Regions from separate parts of the Homo sapiens genome. Here region 2 is linked to region 1. A link is a loop called in an ENCODE intact Hi-C map of the cell type or tissue named here. Cell type or tissue: heart left ventricle. All regions are shown on one strand.

The links. A loop is a pair of places that touch in the nucleus more often than their neighbours do. Peaks named below come from ENCODE experiments on the same cell type or tissue, not always from the same donor. Only the 100,000 strongest peaks of a DNase experiment are listed, where the experiment ranks them.
Region 2: a loop joins it to region 1, with 2.3 times the contacts of the local background. A loop is called at or near these places in 5 of 110 quality-filtered maps.

The regions. Positions count from the first base shown.
Region 1 is chr11:130,722,128-130,730,127 of GRCh38, forward strand. It overlaps LOC105369575 (a long non-coding RNA gene), which reads left to right and starts at 1,292. Exons shown (of 4, transcript XR_007062954.1): 1 at 1,292-1,458; 2 at 4,016-4,153; 3 at 4,422-5,179; 4 at 7,407-8,000. In heart left ventricle, no CTCF peak of the experiment used is centred here; DNase peaks (open chromatin) are centred at 4,114, 4,364 and 4,734; H3K27ac peaks cover 1,255 bases.
Region 2 is chr11:130,649,064-130,657,063 of GRCh38, forward strand. No RefSeq gene overlaps it. Among named protein-coding and RNA genes, the nearest start is that of MIR8052, 14 kb to the right of the region's middle. In heart left ventricle, no CTCF peak of the experiment used is centred here; a DNase peak (open chromatin) is centred at 4,978; H3K27ac peaks cover 4,165 bases.

The DNA.
Region 1 (8,000 bases):
GTTCACGGGCAAGATGGTAGCTTCTTTTTTGTAAGCCTGTCTTTCCGGGTCTTGCCCTCCCGGAAACACTAAGCAGTTCAAATACCCATTGTCAATTTCAGCATGCCATCCCTTGGAATGAATGGGTTTAAGGGCAACTACAGTTTGTTCCTGAAACTGCAGTATCACTAATGGCTAAGAGCACTTGACATTAGTCAGACCTGGATTTGTCCTGGCTCCCCCACTTATATGGCCATGCAGACTTGAAGAAGTTACCTGTTCTCCTATCAACTTAATTTCCTCAACTGTACAGACTAAATGTAATAATATGTGTGAAGCATTCAATTAACATCAGCTATTATCATGACTGGTTGTGAAATAATTGATGCATATCATAAGTCATGAGCTGCAGGTCCAGGGGCCACATCTGCCATTCCCCAGATGGGTTTAATTTGGCCTGTACCGTGTTTTAAATAACGTTGAGTTTGTTGCCAACATTTTAAAATTGGGAAATTTCACATAAAAATCTGAATTTGGGGCTTATATTGAAAAATCATTAGCTCTGACAAACCTGGCACCAATTTCTTGCGTGGTAACAGTGGGTTAGCACTGGGGCTGAGCAGGGCTGGAAACTTTCCATGGCATCTGCACCTCCAGTTCACCATCGCCCAGTCCTCTCTTTGTGATACCTTCTCTCTGTGGACATATGTCCTTGGGTCCCACATCTATAGGGTCCCGTATGACTCTAGAATTCTAGCTATTTCGGCTCACTGGTATGTAGTAACGGCTTCTGGAACTCAACAAGAAAATGCAAGGATTATCTTGCCAACAATGCTTCTACTGCTTAAATGAAAGAAATCTGGTAGTTCTTCTCTGAGATCCAACAGAGCCGGTGCATTTATTGCTCTCAGTGGTATGTCTGGGGACCAGAACCCGCTGGCTCTAGAAAGTGCCCCTCGCCCATCCCTGCCCATGGGTTGCATCAGCAGCGTGTCTTCTTTGTTCTCTCCCTGAAGGGTAGGATGCTCATGACCTTGGCCTTGCAGTTTGGGTGGGTGCACCTCCTGTCCTGGTGCTGACATCTGGATGATTTATGAACATCATTACCCTTTCACTGGACTCTTACTCTTCGGAGTCTTCAGAGCTGCCTGGGCCTAGCGCCCAAGAAGTTTGCTCCTTGCATCAATGGCGATGCTAGACATATTCTACTGGCTGTGGCCCAAAGGTACTCCTGGTGCCTGTGTGGGAAGGGCCACGATGGGAAGAATGCTCCTTGCTCGCTCTCATTCTCCCAGCTTTTTATTTTTTATAGGCTGGAGGTGGAACTGTAAGAGCAGAGAGGAGGAGAAGGCTCACCATGAAGACAAAAGAAGTCCTGAGCCTTGGATTTTCTTCCTCTAGGGCTTTGTGGACCCACAGATTGGTAGAAGTTCTGTGAGGGCTGACTTCTCCCCATCTGTCCCAGATGGATCCCTTAAGGTGGGTGAGCCCTGGGGAGGTACTGGGTCTGCTTGTGGAGAGAATTCTCAGGGGTCAGGCCTGAAAGAGCTCATGCGGCTGTTCCTGCGGGTGGGTCAGTTTCTCTGGTGCATAATGAATAATGCTGCATGGGTTCTGGACTGTCCCCGTCCCCGGTGGAGGGTTTCAGTATTCTTGCAGGCTCTTGGTTGTGTGGATAGTGAGAAACAGTGGGTCTGCTCTTGGGAAATGTGCTCTAATGACTCTTTACCTACATGTCGAATTCTCTAACCTTGGGGACAGATGCACCATGAATTTGGTTTTGTAGGTTTGTGTATGAAGGTGGATAACAGACTTGTTAAAAGAGCTTTGAAATTCCTGCCATAACCTCTAAATAGTGGGAGTAGAGCAACCAAATTCTCTGAAGAGATGAGGAAAATACCCCTTTGGGCAGAGTCAAGCTTGCTATTCTTTAAATTCCTTCAGCTGGCTCAATAGGAGAGGAAGGGACAGCCAGAAGTCATAGGTCGTTTTCTGGAGGTTTGATAGCCTGAAGGTAATCCTCTCGTGTGTTCCCTCACCTAAAGATGAAGAATTTTCGTGTACTAGAAGTTGGGTTTACTAATCCTGTAGCTCTGGAAATGAATGGCCTTGCCTTCTCTAACTGTCCAGCTACCTGGCATCATGTAGACAGGCCCTTCAGGTGACTGAGGGTTCTGGAACTCAGTTGCTAGAGGCACACACGAAGAGCCTGCTCAGAACCTCCTGTGTTTCCCACAGCCTCAAGAGACGGGCAAGGCAAGAGCCCTAGAGCCTGTCTAACCCATGTCTCTGCAGGGCACAGGTTCTGTCACACTGAGTGTGGGTAGTTTTCCACCACAAACTCTGCGCCAGAATCACTGGAAGCTTCATGAATAGAGATTCTTAGGTGCCACCAGTGCACCGAGTCAGCACTCTGGAACTGAGCCGGAGATTGCACTTTTAACAAGCACCCCAGGTGCCTCTGAGCTGAAGAACCGCCAGTCTCACGTGTGGACTTTAAAATCTCATGCAGAGAATGTTTCTCATTGCTCAATTTAAAACCCTTTTTAATGGTGTCTCTGCTTAGAGTGGAGACATTCCAGGAAGAGAAAACTAAGCACAGGGAAGCTAAATACTGAGCCCTGGAGGGGTCAGGATATGGGCCTCATCATCATCTGGTGCTGTTTCACACTGCGCTCGGGTCAGGTGCGTGAGAGCCCCATTAGCTGGGATGCCCGCTGTGCAGGAGCGTCTATAATCTCTTCTGGATGTCCCAGCTAAGCCTGAATTGTTTTCTTAAAGGCTTGACCCAAATGCACCCTGATTCCAGGTGGAACACATTTTCACGTAAACCATCAAATGCTGGCTCTGAAGGGAATTTAGAGATCTATTCCAGAGCCCTTGTGTGTGTGTGTGTATATATATATATATATATGGAATTATAGGTTAGAAACAGACAAAAAAAGTGCCATGATGATAAATTCCTGAATGTACATTCAAGGAGCTTCGTGGAGAGAGGAACTTGGGAGAACAAGCAACTACCAGATTCAGCCAATGACTGGGCAGCAATGGCCTCTAGTTCCCTGAGAATCCCTTCAAGGTGGGGGCTGCACTCCAGGCAGGGACTCTGCAGCTCCACGTCCTCACTGGGCTTCTCCTGCCTATGGCCCAGCTCGCCCAGCCCCACCCTGCCTGGGCAGGAAACTTCCAGGCTCTTCCACCAAGAAATGCAGGCACCCTAACTTGCATGGGGTAGGATTTATTCTGTAAATACTGAGTGCCGATTCTGTGCGATTAACAGGAGAGATGGGAGCCACTCTTGCAGAGCTTACTATCTTATTCTAAACTTATTAAATTCTGTTTATGTGTTTTTAATTGTATAGTTTCTGCCTGTAGAGAAAATGTTGGTGCTTTGGGAGTTGGGGTGGGGGTGGTAAGGAAGCCTTTTCTGAAAGGGTCACAACTGAAGTGAGATTTGAGTGACAAAGGGAGCTGTTGAGAGATAAGGCGCCGGGGACAGCAACTGCAAAGGCCCTGAGCAAACTTGGTTCTGTTCCAGAAAGGCAAAATGCAGCAGTGAGGGTGGGGAAGGCCCTGACCATGGAGGGCCTTGCAGGTTGTGGAAGGGGTTTTAAACTATGAGGGGACCTGATCTGACTGACATTTCTAAAAGTTCCTTCTGGCTGTTTTGAAGAGAATAGATAGGGTGAGGTAAGGACAGGAGCAGGAACAGCATTTAGGAGGCTCTTGCACCTGCAGGCAGAGCTGGCAAGGTCTGAAGCCTGAGGGTAGGAGAGGACGTGCAGAGGTCAGGTGAGAGCAGGACATGTTTAGGGGAAACAGCAGAAAGGGTTTGAGGACAGAGGTCTTCTTACATGAAAACCCTGGCGAGAGTATGACATACATATGGGAAGACTGTAATTTTCTAGTCACTTCAGCATAAGCTTCGGAAGGGCAGGTGCCATGCCTACTGAATGCAGCATTGCATACTGTTGGTGAGTCACCTCTTCCTCTGAAACTGCAGTTTCCTACACTCACCCAGGCACCCCTTCTCCAGGCTCAGGACACCTCAGAGGACTGGTGCATGGGCTGCAGCCAGCCTGACCCAGCTCTATAAAGAAGCTCACCCTTTACAGATGCCCCAGAGAGGCCCCCATCCTGCCCTGCAGCCAGCTTCCTGGGCAAGTGGGATCAGGTCAGTACATGCGCCTGTCCTTCCCTGAGCGTAAAAGGGGAGTGTGGAGGGAGATGGTATTTGAAACTTGGCAGTGGGGACCCACACAGACATCAAGAACAATCCCTTTGGCTTTCCATTTGCCAAGTTGTTTCAGGGTCCAGGGTTTGTGACTCATCCTGAATGGAAACACTTGTACAGCACCACGTGGCTCCTTTCCGCCCCTGGCCGGGCGGCAGTGACCCAACCAGCTCTGCACTTTCTTTCTTCCCTTTTAATGTATCCATAGGCACTCGGGGTCTCCCTCCTCCAGGGTTTCCTGAAACAGGATGCATTCAGCCCTTGTAGAGTTGCTGGGGAAGTGGAAGGAAAACAGAGGTGACTCTTGAAGCCCCAGGAGCTGACCTTAGATCTTGACACTCCTGGTGTGTGCAAAGGTCTGAGGAGACGGCCAGATTGAGGTAAAGCAGTAAAAATCCGTGCTTGTCAGGAAAGTAGCAAGAGCCGAGTTCTACACTAACCATTGGCTGGCCTGGGGCAGCCTGCAGCTGCACAACTGCCTCGTACAATGGCATGGACAAGCAGTGTCGGTGACGTAGCAGGCCGCTGGGGACCTGGGAGACATCCTGCTGCTGCAGGAGTCCTGTGCAGAGCAGAGGAGAGAGCAGTTTGGCAAGTGCAGGGGTCCCACTCTTCTTTTGGTTGGTGGCAGGGAGCAGGTGGGGCCTAACCTGGGTGGACAGTGTCTACCTCCCTTCTGTGCATTTTGCATTGGCCTTAATTGGTTCTCCCGGGATAGTCACGAAAGCCCGACCTTTGTTCCAGGTAAAGTGCTGCATGTTTCATGTGTACAGCTCATTTAATCTTCACAGGACCTTATGAAGTAGTTATTATATCTATTATCATCACAGAAAAGAACACTGAGCCTCAGAGAGGTCAAGCAATTGGCCCAAGATCACACAGCCTGCAAGAAACAGAGATGGGACTCAGACCCTGGTCTATTTGGCTCCCATGTGCCTTACTACTATGTTATACCCACCCCTCCAGGTAAGATTGGGAACCAGCTGTGGAAAGACTTTAATAACGGGATGGAGGGACTGCCAAGCTCTCCCTCTGGCAGGATTGATTTTGCAGAGACTGTGAGCTTAATGAGAGCAAAACTCAGGTCTTATACTCCTTCATGTGCCCTGCAGACTCCAGAAGTGCTAGGATGTAAGAGGCAGACAAAAGAGTGATGTTACTGCTGTGAACTTTCATTAGGATGTGTAGAGTTCTGTTATATGTTTGGAAAAAAATCCATAATCTCAAGAGGCTATATAATGCTCAGAACAGCTTTAGAAATTCTCTTTGGAAATTGCTTTCTGAGCCCCAGGCACATAAATAATATTTTTATATATATCCTCAATCAAGGCAAGCCTTAGTCCTTCGAGGGTAGCTTGGAATTCCATAGGAATCTGAAGGTAACTCAGAGCCAAACTTGGTGAAGGGGGTGAAGTGTCAATTTCAGATTTGCAGTTTTGTTCAAAAACATGTTGATAAAGCAGCAGGCTGATGGTCATGAGCAGCTCACTAGCTGATTCAGAAGACATTTCTCTGCTGCAGCCAGCCCTGCTTCTGTGACTTCACTCACACTTTCCATCCGAGTGGAATAGCTCACCCTTGCCTCTTTCACACTCAGTCCCGTCCATCCTACACTCCACCCTTTCCCCAAATTCCTGTTCATTGTTCCACGTCCTCCCCAAGGGTTAGTGAATGGCCTCATAGCTGAAAGTGCTTTACTTGAAGCGAGTCCTGATTCTCCCAATCCGAAGGCCCTGCTCTCACCCTGCTTTTCACCCGCGCTGCTCCCTGGGCTCTTCAGAGGCGATTTCTCCTGCCTTGCTGTTTGTCTGTGCTCTCCACTGGACCATGAGCTCGCTGAGAACAGCGTCTGAGATACTGTAGTCCCAGGATCTGCAGCCTTTGCTGAATTGACGTGGATAAATGTACTATTTTGAGTACATTTGCAGGAAAGGGTGAGGTTTGTCCTGGAGAGGGAATAGGGCCAGAGACACACAGTGTCCCACCATTCAGGAATTCGATGCCTACAGCAGGTGTCCTGTGGCTCACCGTCCTACACATGGCTCACCCAGAGTTTGGTAGCTTGATTTTGGAGGCATACCTAGAATGTCTAGAATTCTCAATTACTCAGAAGGTAGGATTTGGAAAAAACAGAGAGTGGAGCATCAGAAAAGTGAGAAGAGAAGAGACTCAGGACCCCAAACCCATGCACCTCAGCTGACAAAACCAACGGACTCTCACTAACCTAAATTCTAAACCCTCAATAAAGAGAAGCAGCAAAGGTCTGCAGCTTTCTCACCTGCTGGGTTGGTCAATGTGGTGCTGGTGTGGATGCAGCCAAGCGTTTCAGCTATGAGGCCATTCACTCACACTTCACCCTTATTTCACTCTGCTTGTTATGGTCTGAACTGTGTCCCCTCAAAATGTGTATGTTGAAGCCCTAACTCCCAATGTGACCCTTAAAGAGGTAATGAAGGTTAAATTAGAACCTTAAAGAGGTAATGAAGGTTCAATTGGGGCCCATGGGTGTGGTCCTAATGCAATATGACTGCCATCCTTATTAGAAAAAGAGACATCAGTAATGCCAGTGGACAAGCCCAGGCAGAGGGCAGCTGTCTGCAAGCCAGAGAAAGAGGCCCCCAAGAAACCAACCCTGCTGGCAGACTTCCAGACTCCAGAATTGTGACAGAAGAAATTTCTGTTGTTTTAGCTACGTGGCCTGTGATTTTGTTTTGGCAACCCCAGCAGACATCGCTGCTTTCATTTTCTTCTCCATCCTTTTCTTTTTCCTATTGTTTTATTCCCACCTGCTCAATCTCTATCTTTTATTATTTATTTCTTTGTAGAAACAACAACAACAAGAGTATAAACTGATTTGGAGACTGTGGTTTAGAATTCTACCAGATAGATAAAAATCAGCAAACTGGACATGTGGGTTTCTGTAGTTACAAATCTTCCATCTAAAATCTTATTTCCCAGGCATGAGTTCCATTAGGAATTTTTTTTTCTATGCATATAAACATACACATATGCTCACAATTGCATGCAATTTTCATCAGTCTGATGGGTACACCCTTCCTGATACAATTCTGGGCTTTCACTCAGTTCTAATGTGACTGGAAACTAAATGATTAAGAAATATGAATGAATTCAGCCCTCCCTAACTCAAGCTGGGGGCATATTTTCCACTCTGTCTCTTGTGCCCTCTGCCCAGGAATTTCAAGTCCCAAGAAATGGCCTCCAGAAGGAAATCCTTTGCCATCCCCCTAACTTGAGTATTCAGTGATTTCTGGAATAGAACTTGCCTGTTACAGAAATGGGAAAAATATGAAGACACATGCAATAAAAATAAAAACTAAATTTAGAATGAAGAGGAGACACAACCTAGGTAAAATTTAATTTTCATTTTGGCTCATAGGTAATTTTATCCTGAAGTGTACTAGGGATAATGATGGCATGCTGTTTCACTAGAGTAACTGAGTGAAAACATAATAATGATGAAAATAATGAACATAATTTTTTAAAAATTCACCTTGTAGCTTTGTTATCTATAGATGATGTCATTAAAAGTTCTGAGAAATAAATATTACTAATTCAAGTTTACAGATGAGAAAAAGGAAGATCAGAGGAGATAAGGGATTTGCCCAATGCTAATCAATGAGTAAGGGAAATGACCAGCGTTGGACCTCCGAATCCGAGTGTAATACATCTTTCTCTGCAGAACTTTGACTCCTTTTTCTTTCTCATTCTCTATTCTTTGCCTTCTGGGATGCCAATTGCATGTTTGTTAGACCTTCTCTCTGTGTTT
Region 2 (8,000 bases), 73 kb before region 1:
AAGTGTGATGGTTAATTTTTCTGTGTCAATGTGGCTAGACCACCATACTCAGCTATTTTGTCAAGCACATCTGAATGTTGCTGTGAAGATATTTCTCAGATGAGATTAACATTTAAATCACTAGACTGAGTAGATCACATGAAAATATGGGTGGACCTCATCCAATCCTGTGAAAGCCTTAAGAGCAAACACACTGACATCCCCAAGGAAGAGGAATCTCAGCCTCCAGACGACCTTCAGAAACAAGACTGCAACATCGACTTTTCCTCAGTCTCCAGAATGCCAGCCCATCCTGTAGCTTTAGGACTTGCCAGTCTCCACTGTCCTGTGAGTCCATTCCTTAAAATAAATCCCCCCAACGCTGCTGTGAGTGCACGCATGCATGTGCACACACAAAGACACACAGACACACACACACACACACACTATTTGCTCTGGGGGGCTAATATGCCAGGTGAGGCCCAATCTAGACACAGCACAAGGTGGTCTTTCTTTCATTGTTTAATTTATTGCTGCCACAAGATCCTTAAAGCAACTCATTGAGTGTCCAGGATTAAATTAGCTCTTGGATGGTTGACTGCTGGTAACTAGGAGCTATCGGCCTTTAGGGTGACCAACATCCTGGTTTGCATGGGCTGAGGGATTTCTTGAGCTGTGGGAGCTTCTAGGGGTAAAACTGGGAAACCTAAATAAATCAGTCAACCCAACCACTTCAGCAATTTGGGCAACTGGGTTTTTTCCATTCAAATGCCTAAAATTTTTGAGACTGCACCTCTGGTGTACTTACTAAGAAACTGTTGTGCCTAACGTCTCCAGATCTTGGTTGTTGATGCAACAAGCACACAACCCCTGTCACAGACATGCCATTTTAAGGCCCTGGTGTTGCATCCAAGAACCACTCAGAGCCTTACATAAACATATCTTCTAATGTCCCCAAAGCACTTTAATGATGAGTGTGCCTCTTGCCAGCAAGCACATTTACATGCTGGCTGTGGAGTATTCTTAGGATTCTCACTGCTGGCTGCCACAAGCCACGGCCGACCCTGCTTAGGTTCTTTTCTGTGCTTGGGAGCCACAGCTGTGTATCTCTGAACCCTTCTTTCTCAAATGCTAGTGCTCTGTGACTTCCAGTTTTCTGGCAAATTCACCGTTGCCCGGCATGAGCCCTCCAAGTGCCCTTCTTGTGGTTAGCTCCAAAGCTGAATGTCTGTGTGCAAGCCCCTTAATAGAATCTAGACAAGATCAGGCCTCTCCCTCTGCCAAACCCCTTTCTGTGTGGACACAGTTTCTTGACGGCCCAATCTGTAAGACTGGACAATGGAGAAAGTCAGCGTTTAAGAGGTTAATGCCCCTCGCCCGATTGCCCCACTTCTCTCCTTCCTGGGTGGTGTGAGTTGGGGCCTCTCAGAGACTGAAGTCTAGAGGGCCCTCAGGCATTCAGGCCCTCCGAGCCCAAACAGTTCCACATGGCATGTGGGTTTTGATGTGAGAAGCTGCACATAGGAGATGAGTGTGTTGCTATTTATCAGACACTAAACTCCTTGCTCAGAAAAGCCAAGCCCCTGCACTCTCGCCCCATTAGAGTTGCTGACCATGAAACATACTCATCCGCGGAGCCACAGATAACTGCGGGTGGAAGTTGAGACCCTCGATGACCTCTGTGGCAGGTACTGTGTCAGGCACTCCACTCTGGGCAGTAGATAACACCACCACCATTTTACCAATGAGGAAATGGACTCAGATTAAGTGGTATGTTTGGTGTCACAGTAAGCAAGCAGTGAAGCTAGGCTTTGATCCCAAGTTTCTCTGACTCACTCCAAAGACCAGAGTCCTTCCTCTGATGCTTCACAGCTTAACAACATGCAGATACATGACATGTTCCAATCTCAACTTCATCCTCTGTGGACTCAGAATTAGGATGGCGTGATAGATTGTTAAATATGACCACAGATTCCTCCCATCCCCGTGTGCATGTCCTGTGCACGGCAAGTTTGCTGTTTCTGCCACCATGAAGTGGAGGCTTACTTCACTCCTTCAAACTGGGCTTGGCCAGGGAGCTAGTTTTGGTGAACGTGATGTTAGCAAATGTGATGGGACATGAGGCTTGCCAGGTGCTTGTGCATTGGGACTTGCCTTCTCTTGCTGCTGCAGACCCTTCCTCCCCCACAGAGCAGCTAGAGGCATAAAGCGTAGGCAGCAGCTAGCACCAACTGCCAGGAGGGCAGATGATGCCATCTTAGACCAGCCAGCCCCCAGCTGATCCTCCAGCTGACTAGAGCTGCATGAATGATTCAGGAGAGACTAGGAGAAGAACTGCTCAGCTCAACCCAACTTAATTATGTATAGATTTGTGAGCTGATAAATCACTGGGCTGGCTTGTTATACAGCAATAACTGGTATGGAGGGTAACACCCTCCCTTGGGCATAGGAACTGCAGAGGTGCATGTGTGCGCACACACACACACACACACACACCATCCCATGTTGATTTAGCTACTTGGTTGATTTCACTACTTGGGAGAAGGCCGACCACTAAACGCTCAGAGAGTGCCCCACCTGGATGGCTGTGCCTTTGTTTCCTATCTTTCTGTCACTTCCCATTACTTTCTTGTTTCAGACTCTTTGTGCCAAAGTCCCTGTGTTGGCGGGGGGTTGGGGAGGGGGCTGGTGATCGAGGGGGTGGCACTCAGCATTTCGCTGGGACTCATTGCCCCTCTATAGGATAATGGGATAATGGATTAGTTCTCTCGCTCATTGTTGGGCCTTGCACATTCTAGAGCCTCAGACCTTGCAAGAATTCACTGTTTTTCCTTCTTTCCGTTAAGCTCTGGGTTCAGCGGTTTTTGCTGGGTTTTGGGGAGGAGAGGATAGTGGGAGTGACAGGAAGATAGACTCTGATTTCCCCATGAACGAGGATGAGATGAGCTAGAAAATGATGAAGAACTTCCACTCCAGGGTAGAGTTGATTTGTCTATAAGAATAAAGATTAATTTCTCCCATACTCATTCTGCCCTCTGCTCATCTAGTTTTTTTTTTTTTTTTTTTTTTTTGAGACGGAGTCTCCCTCTGTCGCCCAGGCTGGAGTGCAGTGGCGTGATCTCTGCTCCCTGCAAGCTCCGCCTCCCAGGTTCACGCGATTCTCCTGCCTCAGCCTCCTGCATAGCTGGGACTACAGGTGCCCGCCACCACGCCACCACACCTGATTAATTTTTAATAGAGACAAGGTTTCACCGTGTTAGCCAGGATGCTCTCGATCTCCTGACCTCGTGATCTGCCCGCCTTGGCCTCCCACAGTGCTGGGATTACAGGCATGAGCCACCGCCCCCGGCCTGCTCATCTAGTTTTTAAGAGAAGTTTGTATTCCCCTTATCCTTATGAATGTAACATAGGCCTTATTTCTTATGAATAAAACCCTTGTCTAATTAAGTTTTCTGTCTGGTAAAAACAATGCCAAAGGTATAAATGTCCCTTCCCTCCCAATAATAGACCTGTTGATTGAGTAGGTTTATTGTTGTTATTATTATGTGATGTTAATGCACCTAAGCAGTGTCTTAGATTGTCCAAAGAAAGCATCAACGTATCTCAGATTATCCATGTTTCGTACTTTTTTAAAAAAGAAAGTAAGACGTGGTTTGATATTTTTGCTGAAATCACCCAGCAACCATCTACAACAAGGGATGGTGAACTTTCTATAAAGGGAAAGACAGTAAATATTTTAGGCCTGGCTTTCATGTGGTTACTAACCGAACTACTACACTGCTGTCGTAGCATGAGGGCAGCTGTAGGCAGCAGTAAATGAATGAGCATGGCTGTGTTTCAATAAAACTTTATTCACAAACACTGGCAGTTGGATTGGCTTTGGCCCAGCAGTTTGTAGTTTGCCAACCCCCATCTAGATGTGGAGATTCTGAGCTATGGGCATACAGTCTTTGGGGTTGTAAGTCAGTCTTCCCAAGATGAGCTTTTATGTACACTGGGAAGCTGGTGTTGTAAGGGGCCTCAGATAAGCCTAGACTGGTATGAAATCTAGTCCCACCCTCTCATTTTACAGATGAAGCAATAGAAGCTCAGAGAAGTGAAGCAAATCACCCAGAATGAGGCAACAGAACTCATGCTCCTGACACTGAGCCAGGGCACAGCAGTTGCTACATACTTTCTTTGAGTACTTCCAGTATGTTTCCAAGAGCTTTAACAATAATAACACCTAACATACAGATGTTTGCCAGTTTATCATTTAGAATGGTGAGAAAATATATCTTGTTTTATATATGAACAAATTGAAGCTCATAGACTTTCAGTGACCTGCCAGTGGATTCAGCTAGTCATGGATCTAGACACAGACCCATGCCTTTGGACTCTAAGGCTGGCACTATTGTGCTGTAGAAACACGTTCTATAGATAATGCCTCAGCTGCAGAACAGAAGAAGTAGAGAGAAACTGGTAACTTGCCATTGACTCGGTAGCTTTGGTTCTGAATGTATTTCTGGGTAGAGCAATAGAGGGGATCCCTCTTGGTTCCGTCTTTGAAGATTTGATGCTGTGAATTTGGACCTGGCCTGGCAGCAGATCTTAAAGTGACCCCTGCTCTTGAAGTTAAGGATCTCTAGTACTTCCTGGTGCTGCCCCATTAAATGCAAGAATCTGGCATCTACGTAAAACTTTTTTTTTTTTTTTGCATACGTTTTCAGGGATTAGAGAATGCAAGGCACTTGCTGAATAGTGGTCATTAGGTATGGAATAATTCAGGTAGACAAGCTCAGCTTTAGAGATGCTCCCTGCAGCTTTTTTCCTCCCGGGGGAGAGAGGTGGAGAGTAACTGTGTCTTGGTGGTCAGGTACACCTAGCACAGTACAGGGTGCACAGACAGCAGGACACTGCCTGGTTTATATCAGTCCCACCCCTTCCACCCTCTCAGTGACACTCAGTGACACTCTGCCAGGGCAATGGTGCCTGGCGACCTCTTCCCACTCACATTCCTGAGCACTGCTGAACCCAGCCCAGCTAAGCAAAGCCTGCCAAGCAACTCGGCACACAGAGTGCAGTGAACTGCCTAGAAGAATGCAGGGACTGAGGCCAAGGTCTGCTTGGCTTTGTTATCATTTATTTTGGTGTATTTATTTAATTGTATTTGCAATTTCTTCTTCATTTTCCTTCTTTGCTCTTGGATGGCACGTGACAAGGACTTCCTGGCATCACATCTAATTATACTATTTTTAAATTTTCCCTTCACGCCCCATCACTGGCAAATGTTTTTCAAAAAACTTGATGAGATTAAAACTAAATTGACCAGATGGCTTCTTTGCACCTAATTAACACAGTCCACTGGTGCCAGATTTCCAGGGCACAGGGACCCATTATCCTCATGCTTACTTCCTTGAGCTGCACCACTCTGTTCTGCCTTGTATATTTATCAACTCTGGAAATGGATTTAAGGAAATGCACAGGTGTTACTGAGCTAAGAGGAGTCTTGGGGCTTTAGGGTTTGGCAGAGAAATGCAGCAAAATGTGCTGGGAAGAGTCCCTAAGTTGCATGAAGGATCATCTTTTCATCTTCCAATTCTGCTTCCTAAAGCCCAGCTAACAAGGAGAGTAAATGGTCTAGAACTAGAAAGCTAGACCTGGGTTTCATGTTCTGTCCCTGTTGTGTTCATTGTCCAAATTTGTTAGAGGGTATGAGAATTTTCTGGTTAACACTTAGATTCATGCATCCATCCCATATTTTCTAAGTTCCTCTAACATACCAGACACTGAAATAACAGCTGGGGATATCATTACAAATAAGACAGGCAGTCTTTGCCATATCAGAACACATAGTCTATTTGGGGGAAAATATTAAAAAAGGTAGTTCAGGTGTTGTTGCAACCACTTCTTTTCCTTCAAATGGTAGTATTCCATAAACTATAAGGCAATTAAGAGATTTGGAGTATGTCTCTGCAATATCTTCTCCGGGGCCTACAGGGTCATAAGCCTCTCTATTGTTGACAGCCGTGAATGGCCCAGCATCCAAACCTGCCTATGGAGCTGCAGCCCACTTCTCCACTGGATCCAAGAAAGGAATACAGAGGAGCACTCCTTTCCCCACGCAACACAATGGGTTGTGGTACATACGTGACGTTCCTTATGGAAGAGTTGTGGTGATCTCAGAAGGAAACATTCCAACTCAAAAGGACAAAGCCTGAAACTGTACTTAGAACTTCCTATTTTATTACACAAAGGAAAGAGACTTTATCTTGGGCCTTCACAAGGAAGACATCCTTCTCCGACCTGGCTGTCAGGTTCACTTTTATATTCATGTGTATTTCTTCTTTAAGCCTCTCAATCTGCCACCTCTCAAATGTTTTCTCTGGAAAAATACATTTCCTCCACTGGCTGAGGCTCTAGGTTCTTCCTTTCAATCTTCAGTCTCAATTAGCATTAACTAGATGAGCACAGATGTTCACTGACTCTAAGTTTCTCAGGCTACACAGCCCATGAGTGAGTGTGTAAGTAGATCCTGTACCTACCAGTGAAATTGTGACCTGCTGGTTCCCGACTTAAGTGGTATGTTAGCTAAAGATATCACTCTAAGATAAACATAAGCTTTTCTTAGTGTCCAGATAGTTAAATCCCATGATGGAAAAATAATATTTCTGTATTAGCAGGCCTTTCTGGCTTAGTCCCTTGGGAATGATAGGACCTCATTAGTGGGTGAAAGGGCCCCAGGCTCTTTCCTGTTCTGATCAAGCCTGGAAGAATCACACCACAGTAACTTCAGTTTTTAATGGTTATTCTATTTATAATTTGGGAAATAATTACAGTTCTGATTAAATTATGTTGTTTTTAGTTTCCCTCAAATGGGAGGAGGAAGACTGCAAATTTGTCTCACTTCAACAATTTGTACAAATTATTTACTTACCGTTGTTATAATTAACCCAGAGGAAAAAATACAGGGTTCCATGATGTGCACAGCTGGGGACATCAGACATGATCTGGCAAGAAAGGGAGAAGGTTCCTTAAAGAGTTGAGATATAAAAAGTAACTAAGCGTCTTCCACTTCCAGTCAAGATGGAGTAATGGGGATTGGATTTACCCTCACACTTGACCCAACTACAGCACTGGACAAAATGTATGAAACAATGACACTCAGGACATTGACCATCAAGTGACAAAGGAAAAGTAGGAGGGGAGCCCTGTGATTACTCCAGCTTGCAACCTGCAAAAAATATTCAGGTCACAGTGCAGGTAAGAATCAGATGTTTCCTTGAGTTGGGAAGACAAAATTAGGAGTCCAGGGAAGCCAAGGCAGCTAGAATTTCCACAGAACAACCACCATAAATGAGAGATCCAGGCAGAGAGAATTCCAGAGATATTCAGGAGATTCCTGTCAAGTACTCCGTTGAGCGTGAATCAGGCCATGCATGTGAGAAATTATCCAAGGCTGGGGAAAGAATCACCTTGAGAGGATTAGAGGAAACAGTAACCGAATGTTACAGACAGTCTGTTTCCAAAAGCCACAGTTGAAAACCCGATTTAAGGGGCATCAGCTACAATTCTAAGAAGTGTCTTACCTCAATAGTGGGAAAAATTATCCCTAGGCTAAATGCAGCTCTGGTCCCAGCTAACGAAGTTTAAAGCAAGTCCTGAAAAGACCAACTGTTTTTGAGTAACCTAGCCACATTCTAGAATCAAACTTAAAAATTGCTCAATTTTTCCCCAAATCTGATTAAAACTGCAAAGCCACAGGCCTAAGAAGTTCAACAAATCCTAAGCACAAGTAACACAAAGAAAACCACATAAAAATGGTTAAATGTTAAAGTGTTTAAATTTTTTAAAACCAATTATGAAGAGAAAAATTTTAAAAGTAACCACTGGAGAAAGACATATTACATACAGAGGAACAGGGTAAGGATGACAGATTTCTCTCTGGAAACAATGCAAGTCAGAAGACAGTTGAAAAGCCTCTTTAAAGTACTGAAAGGAAAAAAAAGCCCCCCTAGAATTCTTTACGTAGCAAAAATATC